2 separate regions of the Homo sapiens genome follow, and region 2 is linked to region 1. The links are chromatin loops, found by intact Hi-C in ENCODE. Cell type or tissue: ovary. All regions are shown on one strand. Each heading gives the region's core, and the rest is flanking DNA. Links, peaks and the distances in the headings are about the cores only. Region 1 overlaps ANKMY1 (ankyrin repeat and MYND domain containing 1). Region 2 has its middle 9.7 kb from the start of GPR35.

What was found. Peaks named below come from ENCODE experiments on the same cell type or tissue, not always from the same donor. Only the 100,000 strongest peaks of a DNase experiment are listed, where the experiment ranks them.
Region 2: it touches region 1 in a loop (1.8-fold over the local background); 2 of 110 quality-filtered maps call a loop at or near these places.

What each region holds. Positions count from the first base shown.
Region 1 is chr2:240,500,695-240,512,544 of GRCh38, reverse strand. ANKMY1 (ankyrin repeat and MYND domain containing 1) reads left to right here. Exons shown (of 18, transcript NM_001282771.3): 11 at 544-684; 12 at 3,090-3,197; 13 at 4,854-4,985. Among named protein-coding and RNA genes, the nearest start is that of GPC1-AS1, 50 kb to the right of the region's middle. RefSeq lists an enhancer at 8,003-8,503. In ovary, for the core only: no CTCF peak of the experiment used is centred there; DNase peaks (open chromatin) are centred at 5,234, 6,424 and 8,524.
Region 2 is chr2:240,610,522-240,621,033 of GRCh38, reverse strand. It overlaps a transcript of GPR35 not described here. Among named protein-coding and RNA genes, the nearest start is that of GPR35, 9.7 kb to the left of the region's middle. In ovary, for the core only: no CTCF peak of the experiment used is centred there; DNase peaks (open chromatin) are centred at 1,433 and 4,643.

The sequences.
Region 1 (11,850 bases), core at 1,139-9,138:
GGGGTCCCCATGCGGACCTTTTGCAGGTAACTCCATCTCACGCCTTTCCGAAGGTTCATAATTGCAGACAGAGGCCAGTTCCATGTCCCCAGGGCCTCCTCCAGGCCGAAGCCATCCTGTCCCACCAGGCCCTGCCAAGCTCCAAAAGACCCCCAGTCATGGGCCGCAAGGCCATGTCTTCCTTCCTCCACAAGGGGTTGAGCCCCTTGAGGGCAGGAGCTCTGAGGCTTTCAGTCGCCAGCACACAGCAGGAGCCATTGAGCGCACGAACATGCTGGACATGGTGTGCGCAGCTCACCCACTGCGTGGGGGACGTGGGAGGGGAGGGCACAGAATGGCTCTGACCTCTGTGGATGTTGGGGTGTCTCAGAGACAGGCATGCAGGGAGAGGCTCGAACAAAGTCAGGCATCCGCCTTCAAGAGGGTTTCGCAGGGTGAGACTCCAGACCCGCAGGCTGGGGAGGAAGCTCCCTTGCTCCGTTTGCCTTCCCGTGGGCACACGGCAGGTCCGTGGGCGCTGGCGGAGCCCTCCGTTTTACACAGCTGGACCTGCTGCCCTCAAGTCTGAAGCTCAGCAATGAGCCAGGCCCTCCCCAAGCCTACTACAGCACGGACACAGCCCTCCCGGAGGAGGGGGGCAGGACGGCTCTGCACATGGCCTGCGAGCGGGAGGATGACAACAAGGTGAGGGCAGCCAGGGCCTGGCGGGGGCACAGGGCTGCCCAGCGGTGGGGCCACCTTCCAGGGCCTTGTGCCCCCGGAAGCATGTGTTCTCATGCTGAGTCTTAGGCAGAAGCCAGGGAGCTTGGAAGGATGGGGAGGGAAGCAAGGCAAGGCGGGAGGACGGGATTTCCCACTCACATGCACACACGCACGCCTGCGCACGGGGCCTGGGTGGCGGCATGAAGTCTACTTCTTACCACAGGGCCTGGTCAGACGTGTTTGGGAGCCTCTGGCCTGGGCTGTGACCGTCTGGTGCTGCTGACCCTCCTCTGTCATCCTCATGTGTCTCTGACTCAGGACCTCAGGGTTGGTCTTATCTTCCAGAGCCCTGGGCGGTGCCCCTTTGGCCCTGTGGCCGCTGCCTCCTGCCTGCCTCGAGGGTTAATTCCTACCAAATTGGGTGTGGGAACCACTCCGAGGATGCCCAGCGGCTGGGGTGGATGCGGGGAAACTGAGGCCAAGTCTCAGCTTTGCCGTGTGGCAGCAGATGCAGCCCAAGCCAGTTGGCCACGGAGCACATGGCACACCGAGCCTCAGTTTACCCACTTACAAATGAAATTAATGATCCTGGGCCTTCAGCAAGGTGGTAACTTGTGTGGTCCTGACATGAGCGTGAGGATGAGTGTGCAGGAGTGCCATGTGTGCTAGTGGGCATGCGGGTGACACTGGGATGGGGATGGGCAGACAGGGAGGTGGGGAGGTGGGGGCACTGACAGGCCTCCCTGCTTCAGAACATCCCTGTCTGGTCAGAGCCTCCTTGGAGGGTAGGGAGAAGGAGCAGGTCTGTTGGGTCTTCTTGGGGCCAGGCGCTCTGCCCTGAGTAGACCACCTGAAGGGTGGCAGGAACTCACGTTAGGAATGAACAGTGAGGCTCCAGGAAGGCGGCTGGTCAAGGCTCCCACCGTGAAGGACGAGGCCTGGGCAGTGAACACAGGGCTTTCTGTTCGCACACTTGTGTCCTGATGACAGATTGGGAAAGTTGTGGGGAAATAAAAGGAGACACTGAATGTGACACTATCATTGGGTACAGGACAGACTGGCAGGTGGAACTTCAGTGCTGCAGGCGTGACGGCTGCAGCAGTCCAGCCATCACATCTGTATCCCAGAAGGGAGGGGAAAGGGGTCCCTTTCCCAGGAGCCCCTCAGCAGACTTCTGTGGGCACCTCCTTGGCCTGGCCAGCAAGACTGCGGGAAAGGGGAGTGTGCATGGTGGTTGGGCCAGCCAGACACAGGGTCTGCCGCATCTGAGGGGCACAGTCCCAGCAGAGCACTGGGATAGGGAGCTGGGCCAGAGAAGAGTCCCTGCAGTGGGGGAGGAGGAGTCGCAGAGGTCAGGTCCTAGTGAACACTTCTGGGAGAAGAGGAGGAAGAGAAGGGAGCAGCTGAGGATTGCACAATGGGACGTTCTGACAGGGGAGCAAGGATGAGAGAATGGACAGGAAAACAGAGGGGTTCCCAGGGAGGAGTCAGGGAGGCGGGAAGGGCAGGGACGGGGGAGGAGGGCAGGAGGCAGGGAGGCAGGAAGGGCAAGGATGTGGGGAGGAGGGCAGGAGGCAGGGAGGCAGGAAGGGCAAGGATGTAGGGAGGAGGGCAGGGAGGCAGGGAGGGCACGGACTAGGGAGGAGGGCAGGGAGGGCAAGGACTGGGGGAGGAGGGCAGGGAGGGCACGGATTGGGGAGGAGGGCAGGGAGGGCAAGGATGGGAAGACAAGGGCAAGGAGGCAGGGAAGCAGGGGGGCAGGGAGGCAGGGAGGGCAAGAATGGGGAAGGAGAGCAGGGAGATAGGAAGGGAGGACAGGGACGGGGGAGGAGGACAGGGAGGCACAAAGGGCAGGGACAGGGGAGGAGTCAGGGAGGCAGGGAGGGCATGGATGGGGGAGGAGGGCAGGGAGGCATGGACGGGGCTGCCCTCCTGGTGCAGAGAGTGCTCCACCAGCCGAGGGTGGGGCTCTTTACACTCAGGCCGTCCTCTACGATCACTGAGCCCTGGTGGAGGAGGTGCTCCTCCAGTCACACCTGCTGTATGCCAGGACCTGCCACGTGGTCATGTGGTCTGGACTGTCCCTTGTCCTCTGAAAACAAACTTTAAATCAACTTATGCATCAATGTCCTCCTACTTTTCATTTGGAAGTGATGAATGCTTAGAAAATATCTTCTCCATTTGAAGATCCATCCACCTCCCAACCCATTCACCTATCCATCTATGCATCCACAATTTTGAACACCTTGTGTCAGGCAAGGTAATGGTTGGCAGGAAGTAGCCGTTGAGTGACTACATTGATTTCATGGCATTTAAATTAATGACTACCATCAGGTGCTGCTTATGGGTGGGGGTGCCTCTCTAACCTGTCATTTCTCCCCACCCAGTGTGCCAGGGACATAGTCCGGCTCCTTCTATCCCACGGAGCAAATCCTAACCTGCTGTGGAGTGGCCACTCCCCGCTCTCCCTGTCCATTGCCAGTGGGAATGAGCTGGTGAGCATGTTCTGTACCCACAGACCTGTGCACCTATGTGTTTCCGTCTCCAGTGCCCACCCCACCAGTCCGTCATTGGGATTTGAAGTTGTTGGCCATTTATCCATCCATCCATCCATCCATTCATCCATCCACCCATCCACTCACCCACCCATCTATCCACCCAACTACCCATTCACTCACTCTTCCACTCACCTGTCTACCCATCCACCCATTCTTCCATCCATCCATCCACCTGTCCACCCAACTTCTCATCCACTTATCCATCTACTCACCCATCCATCTACCCTCCACTCATCCATTCATCCATCCTTCCACCCAACTACCCACCCACTTATTCATCCTCTCATCCATCCATCTATACATCCATCCTTTTAACCAGTCACTCATGTATCAACCCAACTACCTATCCACTCAACCGTTCACCCATCCATTCATTCACCTATTCACCCATCCGTCTGTCCATCCATCCATCCATCCATTCATCCATCCACCCACCCACCCACCTACCTAGACATCATCATCCTTCATTCACCCAGTTGGAAGGATCTACCGTCCACCCATTCATTCATTCATTCATTCATTCATCCATCTATCATTTAACTGTTATTTACTGAGCATCTGCTACGTACCTGGCAGGCACCATTCTAGGCACTAGGTGTTGAATTAAACAGTCTCTGCTCTCAAGGATCCTATATTCTCGTTGGAGGAGCCAGGCCATAAACTAGTATGTAACACAGTTTCAGGAAATGACAAGTATTATAAAGAAAATAAAGCTTAGTGAGGGGATGGAGAGTGATGGGAAGGCAGGCTACTTTAGCAGGGTGGCATGAAATGCTTCTCAGATGAGGTGACATTTCAGCAGAGGTCTGCAAAAGCTGAAGGCATTCATAGAATTTGTGAAAGCTGACGTAGAATGGGGCTTCCAGGTGCTTCTGCAGAGGCCAGCACCTCTGCTCCCTGCTTTCTTCTCTCCTGCACGGAGTCATCCATTCAATAAGTCATGTGGGGCCCCTGCTCAGGGCTAGGCCCTGTTAGAGGCAGGGGTGTGGAGGGAAGAGAGCTTTGTTCTGAGGGGCAGAAGCTTGTGAGAGCCAAACACTAAGGACCCGTGTCTGGCCACGGCTGTCCTTCTTCCTGGGTGGAATCTGAGCTGGCGGCTGGGCACACAGCAGGGAGAAGGGAGGTGTGCCTCTTTCTGTGCCTGGCCGAGTGGTCACATTGACACTGGTGCCCCGGTGCAGAGGCAGATAGCCTGGGCACCAGGCAAATGTGCTCCTAACCCTGTGCTGGGACTGGCCCCTGGGCTTGGCTCTGTCTGGGGCTGAAGAGCAAGGTGGGAGCTGGGAACCACGCTGGAGAATCCCCATTTTGTCAGGGGACAGAGAAAGTGCTGGAACTGGCCCACCTGGGTGGAGTTCCAGCTCCTCCCTAACAGACCAGCCATGGGACCCCTCCCCGCCCAGCATCATCCTCTGTGGGACAGGCCAGCAGCGGGACCCACTGTGGGTAGGATCCGTGGGAAGGGCCAGCGGTGGCCTCCGTGAAGCCCCTGCTTTCAGGGGTTAGTTCTGGAGTGGCCCAGCCCTGGGGCCTTCCCCTCTGTCAGGGGAAGTGACATGGTGGCCACTGATGAGACTGTCTGTGTATGTTCAGGTTGTGAAGGAGCTCCTGACCCAGGGAGCTGACCCCAACCTGCCCCTGACCAAAGGCTTGGGCAGTGCCCTGTGTGTTGCCTGTGACCTGACCTACGAGCACCAGAGGAACATGGACAGCAAGCTGGCCCTGGTGAGGGGCAGGAGGCTGGGGTGGCCCTGGTGAGGGGGTTTGAGGGTGGTGGGGTGGCCCTGAGTGAGGGGTGTGAGGGCTGGGTGGCCCTGATGAGCGGGGAGGGGAGTGGGTGGCCCTGGGTGAGGGGTATAAGGGCTGGGTGGCCCTGGGTGGCAGGGGTGTGAGGGCTGGGTAGCCCTGGTGAGGGGGGGCGGGAGGTTGGGGTGGCCCTGGGTGAGGGGAGGGAGGAGTGTGAGGTGGGCTGGCCCTGAGCATGGGGAATGTGGGGTCTGGGGGTGGGGTCCTCATGGACTTCTCTGCCTGGCTGTCATTCCTGGCGGGCGGTGGGTCATTTGTTCTGTGTTCTCCAAGCCTTGGTGGTCTAAATAGTGGAGAAAGGACAAAATATTGTCTGCTTTTAGTATTTTACAGGCCTTAAAAAATATGAAGTGGCAAATCCACTCAGCAGACCAGACAAAAAAGTTCCCTGAAATTTGTCTCGGTGAAAACAAGATTCAGGATAGACATAGACCTCACCTTGGTCCAGCTGCACAATTCTGGCTTTCTCAGTGGTCCACGCAGCTGCTGGGCGGGGGTTTGGGGCATTGTCTCCTGGCCACAGGGAGCGGCTTTCTTAGGTGGAAGCTCACAGTCGGGAAATCCTGCCCGCGCTGGAGACACCTTCTGTCCTGAGCCCTAGGCACGTCCCTGGAGTGTCCCTCCCATGTGGCTCTGGGAAACTCTCAGTGGCTTTGGCTCAGGCAGGGCCTCCCTCTGTGCCCTGCTGCCTGCTGCCCTCCGCCCATGCCAGCCCTTCCTGTGTCCGCTGTGGGCACCACCCACGACCTTGCTTTCCTCAATCCATCTTGGTACACACTTTGGTTCTTACCTGTCTGAGGGAGAAAAAGGGGGAAGGAGGAGGGGGGTGAGACTCAGGCGTCTGGAATGGGGGGCGAGACCCAGGCATTTGGAAGGGGAAGGGCGAGACTCAGGCGTCTGGAAGGTTGTTTGACGTCACAAAAGGGTAGCTTTACTTAAAAGAACTGAGACTTATCTTGAGATGCTGTTTCCAGATCTGATTTTAAGTCTCCTGTCCTTCTTCCTAAGACCCTGTTCTGTCTGGATAGACTAAGTGAGGACGCAGAAGTCAGTTTTCCATAGGCGGCAGAGGATGGAATGAAACAGTGTGTGTGGGTAGTCGGCACCATTTCTGGACCTGGGGGCTGGGAGGGGCCCCCTAATGTTCTTTCGGAGCTTCATAGGGCCCAGGATTGATGACCAGTCTCTTGTTCATCTAAGTCTGAGTAAATAGAGAAAGGACGCGAGACGGGAGAGGCAGCTCAGGGGGCAGCGTTGTTGTGTGTGGACGCTGAATGTGCCTTGAACATACAGAATAGTCCTTCGTCCGGGGTTGGGGGCTCCCAGCGCCTCATCCGGGGTTAGGGGGCTTCCCAGCGACTTGTCCAGGGTTGGGGGCTCCCCAGCACCTCGTCCAGGGTTAGGGGGCTCCCCAGCATCTTGTCCGGGGTTAGGAGGCTCCCCGGTGCCTCATCCGGGGTTAGGGAACCTGGTAGTGCTGCCAACCCTAACCATGCTGTCTGCTTCCACTGGATATTTAGGAAGGGGAAGGGCTCCTTTTTTTAAACCTCCCTTAAATGGTCTCATCTCTGACTGTTGTGTGCTGTGAGCTGATTCCTGGTCCTTTGCTGTGATCCTGGCCCTGACTCCTGCCTGGCTTTCTGGGGCATCCAGGTGACCCCTACATACCACGTATATTCTCACCCCAGACCTGAAATCAGCTGACTGGGCTTCGACTTCTTTATTTCATTACTGTTTGTTTATTTACTAATTTTAATTCTTTTCAGACTCACAGAAAAGTTGAAAGCAGTACAAGGACACCCTGAGCCCTCACCTAGACTCACCACTTCTGAGTACCTGACCATGCCCCCAACTCTGGCCCTGTCTGTCTCTGTCTCTGTCTCCCCTGCCCTCCCCCTCAGCCAATGGACACGTTTCTCTTCAAGAGCCTGCTTTCAGTTCTTCTGGGAACTTGCCTGGAAGTGGGATGGCTGGGTCCTATGGTATAATCATTCTATGTTTAATTTTTTTTTTTTTTGAGTCAGAGTCTCACTCTGTTACCCAGGCTGGAGTGCAGAGGTGTGATCTCAGCTCATTGCAACCTCCGCCTCTCAGGTTCAAGCAATCCTCCTGCCTCACCCTCCCGAGTAGCTGGGATTACAGGTGTGCGCCACCACACCCGGCTGATTTTTATATTTTTAGTAGAGACGGGATTTCACTATGTTGGTCAGGCTGGTCTTGAACTCCTGACCTCAGGTGATCCGCCCGCCTCAGCCTCCCAAAGTGCTGGGATTACAGGCCTGAGCCACCGCGCCCGGCCATACGTTTAATGTTTTGAAGAACCTCCATACTATTTCCACGGCAGCTGCACTGTTTCATGTTCTCACCAACAGTGCACAGAGTTCCAGTCACTCCAGACTATCACCAAGACTTGTTATTTTCTGTTTTTTTGATAGTAGCCATCCTAATGGATGCGAGATGGTATTTTATTGTGTGTATGTGTGTGTGTGTGTTTAACAGAGTCTCACTCTGTCGCCCAGGCAGGAGTGCAGTGATGTGATCTCTGCTCACTGCAACCTCTACCTCCCGGGTTCAAGTGATTCTTGTTGGGATTACAGGCGCCCACCACCACACCCAGCCAATTTTTGTATTTTTAGTAGAGATGGGGTTTCGCCATGTTGGCCAGGCTGGTCTCGAACTCCTGGCCTCAAGCGATCCACCTGTCTTGGCCTCCCAAAGTGCTGGGATTACAGGCGTGAGCCACCACACCCGGCCTTCTCATTGTGGTTTTGTTGATTCGTATTTCCCTAATGATTAGTGATGTTGGACATCTTTTCATGTGCTTATTGGCCATTTCTATATCTTATTTGGAGAAATGTCTATTCAACTCCTTTGGCAATTTTTGAATCTTTTTTTTTAATATTATTGAGTTTTAGGACATTTCTATCTATTCTAGATGTTAATCCCTTATCGGGTATGTAATTTATAAATATTTTGATATACAAAAGTTTTTAATTTTCATGAAGTCCAGCTTGTCTATTTTTTCTTTTGTTGCCTTTGCCTTTGGTGTCATAGCCAAGAAACGTCATGAAGCTTCTTCCTGTGTTTTCTTCTAAGAGTTTTATAGTTTCAGCTAGGACCTTTCACGAATACTTTTCCGTAGCCTCCTGGAGAATCTGGTGCTTTTCTCTATGATGGTTTCATGGGATCTGAGTCCAGAGAGTCCCTGAAACCCTAGGGGTGCCCTGGCTTGGGGGTATACATAAATGATGGTGCTGCAGGACCCTTCTGCTAGAGGCCTGGGCTGCCTGGGTCCTGGCGAAGCCTCCATCTCCCACCACGTCTTGCTGTTCAGGCTGTGGCAGAACCTTGTTTCAGGGGCTCTTCCTCTGGGCACTCCTGTGGCTGCTGCAGCAGACCATAGCCTGGGCGGCTGAAGCCACAGAAATGAGCTGGCTCTGGTCCTGGAGGATGGAGGCCGCGATCGAGGTGTTGCAGGGTTGTGACCCTGGTGCAGACCTCGCTGTGGCTTCTGGGGGCTTGGTGGCCACCTCTGCCCTCCTCAGCTCATGGTGCTCTGCCTGCATGCATGTCTGTCTCTGCAGCCAAAAGTCCCTTCTTAAAAGACAATGGTCATATTGGACCAGGTACCACCCTAAGGACCTCATGTTACTTTGATCGTCTGCAACGACCCTATGTCCAAATAAAGTCACGTTCACAGATCCCGGGGTTTAGGACTTCAACTTACCTTTTTAGGGGACCCAGGTGAACCCACCACACATGGCTTCGGCGTTTTCAGTCCTCTTCTCCTTTCTCCTTGGCTACTGTTCTTGGCCTCGGCCCATGGTGAGCTTGTGGGATGCACAGGCCTGAGGTGGAGCTTGTTCAGGGTCTGGGGTCACCAGGCCTCCTGAATATTCTCACACTAAACTTTCTAAAGATTGTCCCAGAAATGAACGCGTGAAGCTCGAACCTTGACCCTGGGCCCCCCTGACTCCCTGGGCCCCGCCATTTGGATGGCTGCAGCACCAGGCATGGGTTCCACATTTGTCTTTGAACGGCCAAGGAAGGGGCTGCCAGAACATGGGTTAGCAGTGTCTGGAGAAAAGCCACTGCAGAAAGGAGCTTTCATCAGCCAGGGGACCTTCAGAAAGTCCCCTCCAGGGGGACAAAATCCTCTTCTCACGAACATTTCTAGCTCCTCTCACTGGGCAGCCTCTGCTGAGATATGGGGCCCCAAATTTCCCTAATTTGAGAGCAGAGCAAATCCCACTGAAAGATCCATGTTCAAGCCCACTGATCCTGAGAAACTCCTCAGAGACACACGCTGGGCTGGTCAGCCTCAGGCCGCCCCTTCCTCTTACCGGAAAGGTCCCAGCCTTCCCTCCCGGTGCCGTTCAGCAGGGTTTGTGGTCTCAGAGGCAGAGCCCCTGGGCAGGGCTGGTTTCTAGAGTGTGCTGATGCTGCTGGGGTCTAAAGAGGTGTGGAGGACAGGGCCACTGGAGAGACGGGCTCTGGGGATGGAGGGGCCAGCTCATCCAGCTGCAGCCGAGGGCATGCCTGGGGAGCCTCAGCAGGGGAACGGGGTCATTGGGCCGTGGAGGTGGGGCAGGGGGCCTGGGGGTGTAGGGCGGAGGCAATGATGTCATAGTTCAGATGTGGGGGCTTGGGAGGGGAGGGTCTGGAGGAGAGTGTTGGTGAGTGAGGGGCGGATGCAGTGATGTCATAGTTCAGATGTGGGGGCTTGGGAGGGGAGGGTCTGGAGGAGAGCGTTGGTGAGTGAATGGTATAGCACTGGGACAGCAAAGTGTATCTCAGTTCTCACCGTGGATGAGGTGGTCACTCTGGGCAGCCAGGGCCAGGGTGGGAAGACACTCCTGGTGAGCGACGGGCAGGTCAGCAGATGGGGAGGGGCTGTGGTTGGGGAGGAAGGGGTGAGGACATGGGACCTGGGGCGAGAAAGCCTCAGGCCAAAGCACACACTGCATACCCTGCTGGGGCTGGCTGTCCCCAGTGACTCCCAGGGGTTGGGGTCAGTGTGGAAGGGTCTGTGGAGACGTGGGAGCTGTGGGGATGCAGAGGTTCCCAGGAATGATGTTTGGGCAGAGGCTTCTGCTGAGATGTTGGGCCAGAGGGGAGAAGGTGCCCAGCAGGGTGAGACTAAGAGGTGAATCCCAGGTGCTGCTGAGTAGCCAGTCCTGGGAGCCTGGGGGTGGGGTGGGGTAGGTGGCTGCATCACTGCCCTGGCAGAGCTGTCCAGAGAAGCCGTCCCGGTGCCAGGACTGAGTGAGGCCTGGGTGCCCTACGTAGACAAGACTTGGGGGGTGGGGGTGGGCTGGCAAGTCCCCCAGCAACATTGGGCAGGGAAAGGTCGATCCATCATCCACCCACCTGTCCATCACCACACCCCTGTGGCAGCCTGTACCCAGCCCTCGCTTACCAACCATCTGCCCACCTTTTCCTGAAAAAGATTTGATGAGGTGGTGGGGCCTCGGAGGGATGTCCAGCAGGGAACCGACTCATGGGACTTTTGGCAAGTTATCATGGCTTCCGCAGGAAGGAGAGTGAAGACGATGGGGGTCTCATGGGTGGATCTGGCTGGCTCCATCCTCAGGAGCAGTGGAAAGCAGCCTCCTCCTCTGCCTGGCGTAGGCCTTGCCTGGCCTCACTTGGCCTTGAGGAATCTGTATAAACTCCACCCATGCCCCCATGTGCCAGGGAGTCAGCCGTTCAGGCCAGGCTGGCCACTAGTGTTGGTGGCATTGGCCATTCCACCGTCCCGCACTGTGCCTGGTGCCATGCCCGAGGCGTTGTGCTCATGTGTTGCTGAGAATGCAGGGCTCCAGTGTTTGCGTGGAATGTGTGTTACGCATGTCACAGAGTGTGAGGATCTCACTGGGGGAGTTGTGTATCCCTGATTTCTGGCCGTGCTTGCACTTGGCTAGCAAGGCACACACGCACACAGCAGTGAGCCTTCCACAGATGATGGCCTGGTTTCCATCCACTCACACAGGCTGCCCTGAGCCTGCCAGGCCCCCTGATAGAACTTGCCTCCTCCCATGTCAGGTGGGGCAGCCTCTTTAGATGATATTTGCTTTGGATGGGATTGTTGTACCTATTGAGCCAGAGACCATTGCTGTGGTATATTTGCCACAAGTCAGGCACACATGCACATAGGTGCATGCATTCACACATTTGTCAGGCATACTTGCACTCACTCACAAACACACATGCATGCCCTTACTCATACATGCACACACACTGGCCCCCACTCATGCACAGACACGCATGCACGCACACATACTGCACACCTACCCACCTATGAACATGCATGCACATATCCACACACGCTCACCCACTAGCCCCACACCTGCACACACACACACATATCCACACACCCACATACACGCAGGCACACACCCAGCCACCCATGAACACACATACACATACCCATGCATGCACACACACTGGCCCCCCGCCCCACACACATCTACATACAAGCATACGCGTGCACTCGCTGTCTTGTTGAGCAACATGCCCCCTGGCGTGTTGGGATCTGATGAAGAACAAGAGCTGCCCGGTGTCTGCCTCATGTCACTGACAGCCTGAGGGGAGCAGGACTGTAATGGATGTCACAGACTCTGTCGATTCTATGGTGCTGGGAGTCGGGTGCCAGGGAGGGCTCCCCGAGGCGTGGCCTAGCCTTGACTTCGCTGTGACATCATTAGGGCGAGGCTCAGCCCCAACTCCTTGTCCTTGAGGTCAGCCCCGTCTCCATCTCCCTCTCCCCGTTTGTCTCATGGGC
Region 2 (10,512 bases), core at 597-8,596, 110 kb before region 1:
TTCCCCTCTTCACAGAACCAGGTCTGGAAGTGCACGTCCTGCTGGGAAACTCCCCTCCCCCACTGATCTTGCCTAAAGCCTGGCGGTGTCACTGTGAGGGGCTGGGGACCAGGACACAGGGTCTCTGTCCTAGATGCCCTGCTTTTGTGTGTATTTGATGTTTTCCATAATAAAAGTGTATAGAGAACTGAGTGTGTGGCCACAGAGGGGCAGGGGAGGGCAAAGCCTGTCAGCTGTGGGGCAGAGGAGGTAGCGGGCAGGGGTCCTGGGGGGTGGCTGCAGAAGACTAGCACCTGTGGCCTAAGGTCCCCTCCAGCCAAGACCCCGCCCTGTGCTCAGCCTCCTGTGATGGCCCCATCCCCACAGGGGGTCCCCACAGCCCAAGTGCAGGGCCCTTGGCAGGAGCTGGGCACCACCGCAGGACGAGCAGGGGACACGGGGTCCCAGGGGTCTGGAAGGGATCCTGAGGGGCCCTGAGAGGACCACGATGGGGGCAGGAGGGGTCCTGAGAGGGTCTGAGGGGCTGCAAGTCGCACCCAGGGCCCTTCCCTGCCTCCCCCGTGCCCACGCCTCCCTTCACCAGGCACCCTCACAGTGGAGCCTCCAGCTCTGCCCACCTGCAGCAGGAGGCCCCTGGGCACTCAGGGGCCGTCTCCACGCCTTGGAACTCCTGCCCCACCTTCACCCAGCCTATGGGGTGTCGAGGCATCTGGCCACCAGCAGGGAGATCCCAGCCCTGGCCACCAAAGGCCAGAAGAGGCTCCTTGGGCTGAGGGCAGGTGACCCCAGCCCCTGGGCCACCCCCGCCAGCTCACTCACCCTGATGGCTCCCACTGCCTGCTCCTGGGGACCCACTGCTGCCAGATGCCCCGCTGGGGTCCCCACCTGGCCTCGGGGTGGGCCTTGGGTGCTGCCCCAGCCAGGTTTCTGCTATTTCCAGCGGCTTTCCCTTTTCTTGGCCCTGGACAGCAGGGCCACCCTCTCGGACTCCTTCCCCTTCCTCTGCACAAGGCTCTGTGACTGGGAAGCTGCCTGCTCCTTGGCCCTTCAACTGCCAGCTCTCTGTCCCCATCCCTAGGGCCCTCCCTTCTCAGCAGAGAGAGCCATCGGGCCCCCGCTTGAGGCCCTCCCAACTCACTCGCCCTCCTGTCCAAGAGCCCCGCTCCTAAGATCCTCACTCCTAAGTGCCACTTCCTGGCTCGGGAACCTGCAGAGGCTCCCCACTGCCTGCCTGAGGCCGCCTGCCAGCCGCTGGAAGGTCCTCCACTCTGGGGAGACCTCCGGTTGGGGGAGTCTGGCGGGGAGGGAGGAGTAACTCTTGAGAGCGGAGTGTGTGTCGTGTGCTGTCATCCCCGCCCTAAACTGAACCATAAACACCCAGTGGCTGGACAAGGAAGGGGCAGTCCCTCCAGCAGGGATTTTCCCCACGTCCTCCCCGGGGCAGCAGGATCCCGGCCTGGCTGGCTTGCAGCAGCCTGTCTAGGATGGGCCCAGGAAATGGCAAGTTTAATCACGCCCAGGAGCCACTGAGGCAGAGGGTCCTTAACCCCAGAAGAAGCACTGTGTGGAGAGTTCTCACTCCCGTTCTTTTGCCCTATCCTGGGACCACCAGCCTTCAGAGACACTTCCTCCGGAGCCAGGCAAGACGCCTGCTGATAGAGATGGGAGTAGACGCTCACAGAGGAGATGTAAATTGCTCCTTAAAGATACGAAACGATGCTCAAAACGATCATAAAAAGAGAAACACAAATTAAGCTCAAAACGATCATAAAAAGAGAAACACAAATCAAAAGTTCACTGCAACACCATTTCTCCTCCATTAGTCAGGTCAAAATCCAAGAGTCTGACCACAATAGAAAGACGTCCTCGGATATCACCCATTGATCACTGATCTCTAAGGTGGCACAAACCCCCAGGCAGGTGGATTTGGCAATATCTTTAGCCAAATTAGAGATGCATTTACTCTTTGACCCAATAACCCCACTTCTAGGAATGTACTCACAGAGAGACGCAAGGACTATGAAGCATGTACTTCAGCAGCTCTTCACTGCCACGGTGTGGAGTGGGGACAGCCCGGGAACCACTCAGCATCTCTCCCAAGGGCCCAGGTTGAATGAAGCGTGTTCACACCACAGGACACTGAGCACTTGCAAAGAGGAGGGAGAAATATTTCTACACACTGTCATATGGTCATCTCCAGAATGTATTTGTAAATGAAAAAAAGCATGTTTATGTACATATAGACAATTGATGTGTTTTTAGATGGAGCCATCAGCTGTATGTTTTACAAATGGAAAGATAAGCTACAAAATTTGCTTTAAATTAAACTGTTACCTGTAGGAAACAGGTGGAAATGGGATGGGGATAGGGACGGACTTCTGTGACCATATCTTGGTTTCTAGATTTGGATTTAGACTCATGTCAAATGTTTGTGTAATTACTTAATTTAATTAAATTAACTTGTAAAAGGAATTCTTAAAATTGAAAGCAAAATGAAACTAACTGACTTGCATTATGGGTTGACAATATGAACCTACCAAACTCTTCCAAGTGATTTTAAAATCCAGTCATTTGGATGTATATCCATATAGCCTGACAACAAGAAAGAATGGCAAAAGAAGTTTTCATTATTTTAAGTAATCATTTTCCAAATAATTTTAAAACACTGTTTTGTCTGTACGTCGACACAACCCAAGGACTTTAAAAGTATCTAAAAATAATTTTAAACTATTTTCAGTGGTTATATACTGTTGATGGTAGTGTTGGTAAAGTCATTTTGAAAATATTGTGTGTGTTACAGGATAAAACAAATGAATAACTATGTTGGGTATTGTTTGAGATTTTTGGTGTGGGAGAAAGGAGATGCAGATATATTATCAATAAGATTAAGTAAAAACTATGTAAATCCGAATTTAAATAGAAAGTATCCATTTGTACTCATAATGTGTCTTTCAAAAAAAAAAGCCTTAGTTCTGTCCACTGACAAGGCCTAAAAATGACGACAAATCCAGTAACCACAAGCACACCTAACACCCAGACTGTGGTCTCTAAGTACCATTTCTCTTGAAGAGGAAGAGGGGCTCTTGGAGAGAAGTGTATGCTGTCCAATCTGGGTTAGGAAATGTCTAATGTAATTCTGGAATGTCTTCTTATGCCAGAGAACAAAGTAGCTGTCAAAGATTATTAGGGCAGTGCCAAAGGGGCTCAGGAGTTAAATCAAATAGGCTGGCACTGGACAAAGACAGGAAGATCTGAATATCAATAAGGATAATAATGTTAATGGGAACATCAAAAAATGTTTAAACTCATGAACTTGTAATTATACTTTAAAAACTCATTAGTCATTGTTGAAAGATGCCAGGAAAACAGTTCATTATTTTATAAATGAGGAAAGGAAGGGAAAGAATCAAGCATTTGCCCTGCCTTTCCTATGCAAACTGTACCTCAACATGACCAAAGAGTTAATGAAGGAACACTTCTTTTTATAGATACATTTCTGCTAATAAATAATGAAGGAAGACAGAAGTAGAATATCACTACTTTGCAAACCCTGATGGATGAATGAAACTAGCATTAGGGTTAATTATCTATTATTTTAGCTGTGCATTGTCAGCTACCTATTGCTACACAAAAAAATTACCTCTAAAATGAGAAGATTAAAACCACAGAGTTTTATCTCCCAGTTCCTGTGGGTCAGGAATTCGGGCTCTGCCAAACTGGGTCCTCTGCTCAGGGTCTTTCATGAGTCTGCAATCCAGGTGTCAGCCGGGGCTGCAGTCTCATCAGAAGGCTCAGCTACGAGGAGATTCACTTCCAGCTCCCCCAGGTGGCTGTTGGTAGAGTTTCAGGTCTTTCATGAGTCTGCAATCCAGGTGTCAGCCGGGGCTGCAGTCTCATCAGAAGGCTCAGCTACGAGGAGATTCACTTCCAGCTCCCCCAGGTGGCTGTTGGTAGAGTTTCAGGTCTTTCATGAGTCTGCAATCCAGGTGTCAGCTGGGGCTGCAGTCTCATCAGAAGGCTCAGCTAAGATGAGATTCACTTCCAGCTCCCCCAGGTGGCTGTTGGTAGAGTTTCATTCCCAATGGGCAGCTGGCCTGAGGACCCCAAATCTTCCCTGGTTCCTGCCCTCAGTTCCTTACTGGCCATGCCTCTTCACAGGGCAGCACACAGCATGGCATCTGGCTACCCCAGAGCCAGCGAGAGAGAGTATGCATCCAAGACAGATGCCATGGTCTCTTTCAACCTAATCACGGAAGAGACAACACATCACTTTTTTTTTTTTTTTTTTTTTTACTGTATTGTTTGTTATAAGTGAGTAAGTCCAGCCACCCTTCAGGAGGGAATTGCATGACAGCAGGAGGCAGGAATCACCCACTGGGGGGTCTCTTGGCAGCTTCCTGCCACATTCGTGATCATTGGTGGCTGCTGGCCTCACAAAGAGACCACCAGATATCATGAGCCCCCTGGCAGAAATGCATGCCCTGCTGATGAAGTGGGCTTGTCAAAAAACCAAAACTCTCACCTGAATCTGGTGAAGTATCGGAGCTGACTCGCAGTCGACAGGAGATTGGCAGGCATGGGAACTCCAGCCATACAGGCTGGACTTTGCAAGTCCAGTCTGCAGGAAGCTGCACAGGGCAAGAGACCTAGGAGGGGAATAGAGAGACGGAGGAGGAAGCTGCCAACTAAGAACCCAACAGGTATGTCGGCCGGGACCGCGGGGACCTCGTATGCATCCTGTGGAGCCACTGCTGTCGAGGTTGGGACCACGAGCCCAATGGAAGGTCACCCTCAGGCCTGTATTCACGACTGCAATAGTGCAGGCAAGAGGCAAACAGAAGGAAAAAGGTGCCGGCTCCTCTACGTCCCATTTTTGCCCCCTGGATGACATCAGGCAGATGGGGAGATGATCTCACTACCAAGCAGGCGAAACAGAAGGCTCAAACAAAAGGATCTGGCCTGGGGAACCGTGGAGGAGGCTAAGGGTGGAAAGTGCCGTCTGGGGCAGGAGGGCTGCTTCTCCTGTGGGGCCTGCTGGCAACAACTGCGGTTGGGCCTGAATGATCACACAGAGGATTTTGGCCTGCAGCCAGACTCCTCAGATCCAATTCAACCAAATAAGCTCTTTTTAAAAACGTATAAGGTGGGAATTGAGCCTCATCTCCCTTCCCTGCTGCAAAACTCCATTGTGGTAGCCTCCGTTGAATAAAGTCTACCTTACTGTTCTCTAAAAAATTGTAGAAGTAGAGAAAATGTAAAAGTTAACTCCTGTTTGTTGCAATTAAGGAAAGGTTCATTTCTTGGCTAGATGTGATAATGCTTACTGTGGTCATGTGTTTTTAAAAGTCCTTATCTTTTATTCATGTGGCATTTTTTGTAGATAGAAGGATATGATGTCTGGCACTTATCTCAAAACATTTTGAGCCCATAGATGGAGTGTGGTGAAGCACAATCAGTTGTGACTCTTTGGCTCTTGCCAAAGGTGGGGTGATGGGCACAAGGGGTTATTACACTTCTGCTTATTTCAGTCTGAACATTTCCAAAATAAAAGGTCAAAACCAAAGGTGGCCAAACACCCCACTGCTAGTCTGTAGAAAACGTGGGAGTGTGTTGTGGCCTTCTCCTTTAACTCCACGGCAGTGCAGGAGAAGATGGGGTTTCCTCACTGGCCCTGAAATGAACGATCCCTAAGCATCACAGGCAGGGGAAACAGACGGAGAAGGGACTCACGGGTCTACATGAGGCTTAGAGAGGACTCGGCAAGGGGCTTTTGGGCACCATCTGAGCAGGAGGGCAGCGTGCTGGGGCCTCGTGAGCCCTGGGGAGACTGCACTTGGGCTCGAAGGGCCTGGGTGGTGGTGCAATACAGCTTCTCCCTCGCCTGTCCACGTGTATGTGTACACACACACACACACAAGCACAGGCATATACATACACACACAGACACATGTAAACATACACACATGCACATATACTATACACATGCACACACATAAAAACAGACACATCACACAAGCACTGCATACACACATGCACACTCGCATATAAACACACATAGATACATATACAAATACACACATAAACATGCATACACACAAGCACACACAAATGCATATATATGCACACATATATACATATATACACATACACATATATATAGATACTACATATACATACATAGATATATACACATACAACATACACACATGCACATGTGCACATACACACACACTCTGATAAGCTACATCATTGGAGGGGCCTCTGGGTGGAGGGACAGGACTGTCAGCCCGCATAAGCCCGAGCCAGGGGCATGGCGGTGCCATGCCAACTGCGCCTACCCGGTCCCTCCCTAAAGGAACTCACACAGAGATGGACACCAGGCAGGAAGCACCCATGCTGGGGGATGAGCCCCCTTCCACATGGGCAAGGGGAGAACCGGGAGAGCAGAGTCCTCCTCAGGACCAGGGGCAGGCCTGTTCCAACGGCTCAGGTGGGTGCCAGTCTTTGTACCCTCAGCCCCAAATCCATGCTGCACAGGTGGGGAAACCAAGGCCTGGGGGCCAGGGGCTGGCTCAAGTCCCTGGGAAGTCTGAAGGGAGAACTGGAATGGTGATCGTGAAGGTGACGGTTAAGGTGAGGTCTGACATTGGCTGAAGAGTTGTTTGGATCAGAGGGTGCATTTGGATTAGGGTTAGGATTGGAGTTAGGGTTAGAATTAAGGCTAGAGGTAGAATTACAGTGAGGACTAGAGTCAGGGTTAGGGTTAGAGCCAGGCTGTGGTCAATACAAGGCTTAGGGTTAGGGTTCAGGTTAGGGTTTGAGCCAGGTTATGGTCAACATGAGACTTAGGATTAGGGTTTGGGTTGGAGTTAGGGTTAGTGCTAGGGTTTTGGCTAGGGTTAGTGTTAGGGTTAGGCTTAGGGTTAGGGTTGGAATTAGGGGTTAGGGTTCGGGTCCACATGAGGCATGGTTAGGGTTAGCGTTAGGGCCCACATGAGGCATTGTTAATTAGGTTTAGGGCTCGGGATAGGGTTAGGGTTGTAGTTGGTGTTATGGTTAGGGTTAAGGTTTGGGTTGAGTTAGGGTTAGGGTTAGAGTTTCGGTTAGGGTTATGGTTGTTGGAGTTAGTGTTATGGTTAGGGGTAAGGTTTGGGTTGAGTTAGGGTTAGGGTTAGAGTTTTGGTTAGGGTTATGGTTGTAGTTGGAGTTAGTGTTATGGTTAGGGTTAAGGTTTGGGTTGAGTTAGGGTTAGGGTTAGAGTTAGGGTTTCGGTTAGGGTTAGGGTTCGGGTCCATATGAGGCATTGTTAATTAGCTTTAAGGTTCGGAATAGGGTGGAGTTAGTGTTATGGTTAGGTTTAGGGTTAAGGTTTGAATTGAGTTAGGGTTAGGGTTAGAGTTTTCGTTAGGGTTTGGGTTCGAGTTAGGTTCGGTTCTGCCTGAATTTTAGGGTTATGGTTAGCATTAGGGTTGGAGTCCACATGATTTATGGTTATGGTTAGGGTTATGGTTAGGATTTGGGTTCAGGTTAGGGTTCCAGGCCACACGAGGTTTAGGTTTATGATTAGCATTAGGGTTGGGGTCCACATGACTTATGGTTCATTATGGTTTACTTGGTGCTCCCTCACTTTAACCATCTGATGAGATTCTTCACTCCTTGTCCAGGGCCTCTTTTACACACTTGCACTCAAATGCACACCCTCCAACACTCCCCTCTCCACCCTCATAGTGCCAGGTAGGTTTTCCCATGTTCTGCTGTCCTCTCTGCTCACTCCTCATCTTGAAGGCCTGGTCAGTGTTTCTTGTCCCCTCTCCTCCTCCTTCTGGGTGGCCTGCAGCGCCTGCTGTCCCCACACTTCACCTTCTCCTGTTCCGCGTATCTTCTGGAGCTCTTGTTTACTGAGCATCCCAGCTGGTCCCTGAGCTATCAGGCTCTGCCTCACTCCTTGTCTGGGGTTACTGAAGGTCTGCCACAGCTCATGTTACAGTTGAGGTTGGAGTTCCAGGAATTGCCACTGATGAGGCTGATTGCTCAGCTTCTGCAGTTGTGCAGAGTCTCTGCTGTCTGCAGCTGAGGCTGGGTTATGTCCGCGCCCCTGGGAGGTCGGGGACAGTGACTCTGTGAGCACAGCTCCAATCGCAGAATTCTGGAGAACCATCACCAGGAGGCCCTGCAGGCTGGGATGTGGATCCCACCCATGGCCACGGTTCTCACCCACGCTCTGACCTCCCCAGACCTGCCCTTCCCCTTCTTCCTCTGGAGAAGCCCGGATTTGATCAGCTGTTTGCCTCCTCCCGAGGCCCCGCTGGCTGCCAAGCCCTGCTGAAGAGCCGTGTGCGGCTCAGGCCAGTCTTGCAAATTCCTCTGAAAGAGAAGTTCCCACTCACAGAGTCCATTTCCTCACACCCCCTCGGGGTCCACCTGCTGAAATCTGGATCCCACCATGGTCAGCCCACCAGAACCTCTCACTGAGGAGGTGAGAGCCCTTTGGACTCCCATGTCCCTAGAGCCCAGAGCACAGCTGACAGGCAGCACCTCCACGCACCCACCAGCAGCCTTTGGCCAAGTCAGTAAGTCCCTAGTCCTTTTTTTTTTTTTTTTTTTTTTGAGACAGAGTCTCGCTCTGTCGCCCAGGCTGGAGTGCAGTGGCGTGATCTCCACTCACTTCAAGCTCCGCCTCCCGGGTTCACGCCATTCTCCTGCCTCGGCCTCCCGAGTAGCTGAGACTACAGGCGCCCGCCACCACACCCGGCTAATTTTTTTTTTTAGTAGAGACGGGGTTTCACTGTGCTAGCCAGGACGGTCTCGATCTCCTCACCTCATGATCCGCCCGCCTCGGCCTCCCAGTCCCTAGTCCTTTTTAAAAAATGTTTTAATAAGATGTTGAGTAGATCTAAATGAACACCAATGCACCCACCGTGAAAGTGAAGGAACAGAACTTAAGATGATCTTTGAGGCCCCCTTGCACTTTGCCCTGAAACATCCTTCTGCCAATGTCCCAGAAGTAACCACAAAGCCACTTCCTCGTGTGGCCTCCATGACACACGCTTCCTTGTTTTGCTCCTTCGCTGGCCTCTCCTTTCATCTCTACTGTCCTGCATTTGGGTCCCTAAAATGTTGGGGCTCCTCAGGGTTTGGTCCTGGACTCTTCCTGTCCCATCGCACGTTCTGCATCCACAGACTACCTTGTTCCCATTCATTCAACAGTCACCCCTCTGCCCTTCACCCCTAGAGCCAGCTCCAGCCCCGGACACTGCCCTGAGCTCTGGACCTTGTAAAGAAATGTCTACCAGGTATCTCCTCTTGGATGCCTCAGAAGCACTTTAAATGCAACTTGTCCAAAACTGACCACATCATCCAGCCCTTTCATCACTCCCCAAACTAATCTTCCTTCAAAGTCTCCATCTCAGAGAGTGGTTCCTCTTGTTACCCAGGCCACATATGTCAGTGTCATTTTGGAATCTTTCTCCCCCCATTCCTCCTACATCCAATCAATCATAAATAAGTTAAATATGCATATCATAAACCCTATTGCAGCTAATGAAATGATAAAACAAGGAAGTATAATAGTCTAGAAGAGATAAGTGAAATACAAAATAGTCAACTAATCCAAAAGAAGGCAGAAAAAGAGGAGGGAAAATGAGTACAAAGAACAGAGGAGATGAATAGGAAACAAATAGCAGATGGTAGGTTCAAACCCAACCATATCAACCATTACATTAAATGTGACTGAGGTAAACAATCCAGTTAAAAGACAAAGACTATTGGCCAGGCACGGTGTCTCATGCCTGTAACCCCAGAACTTTGTGAGGCCGAGGTGGGTGGATCATTTGGGGTCAGGAGTTCGAGACCAGCCTAACCAACATAGGGAAATCCCCATCTCTACTAAAACTACCGAAAAAAAACAAAAACAAAAACAAACAAACAAAAAAACACAGCTGGGCGTAGTGGCACGCACCTGTAATCCCAGCTACTCAGGAGGCTGAGGCATGAGAATCACTTGAACCTGGGAAGTGGAGGTTGTAGTGAGCAGAGTTCATGCCACTGCACACTAGCCTGGGTGACACAGTGAGACCTCATCTCAAAAAAACAAAAAGACAGGCCGGGTGCAGTGGCTCATGCCTGTAACCCCAGCACTTTGGGTGGCCGAGACAGGCAGATCACGAGGTCAGGAGATCAAGACCATCCTGGCTAACACAGTGAAGCCCCATCTCTACTAAAAAAAAAAAAAATTAGCCGGGCGTGGTGGCGGGCGCCTGTAGTCCCAGCTACTTGGGAGGCTGAGGCAGGAGAATCACTTGAACCAGGGAGGTGGAGGTTGCAGTGAGCCGAGATCATGCCACTGCACTCCAGCCTGGGTGACAGACCAAGACTGTCTCAAAAAAAGAAAAAAAAAAGTTAAAAACTTAGCCACGTGTGGTGCCACATGCCTGTAGTCCTAGCTACTTGGGAGGCTGAGATGGGAGGATTGCTTGAATCTAGGAGTTTGAGGCTGCAGTGAGCCCTGATGGT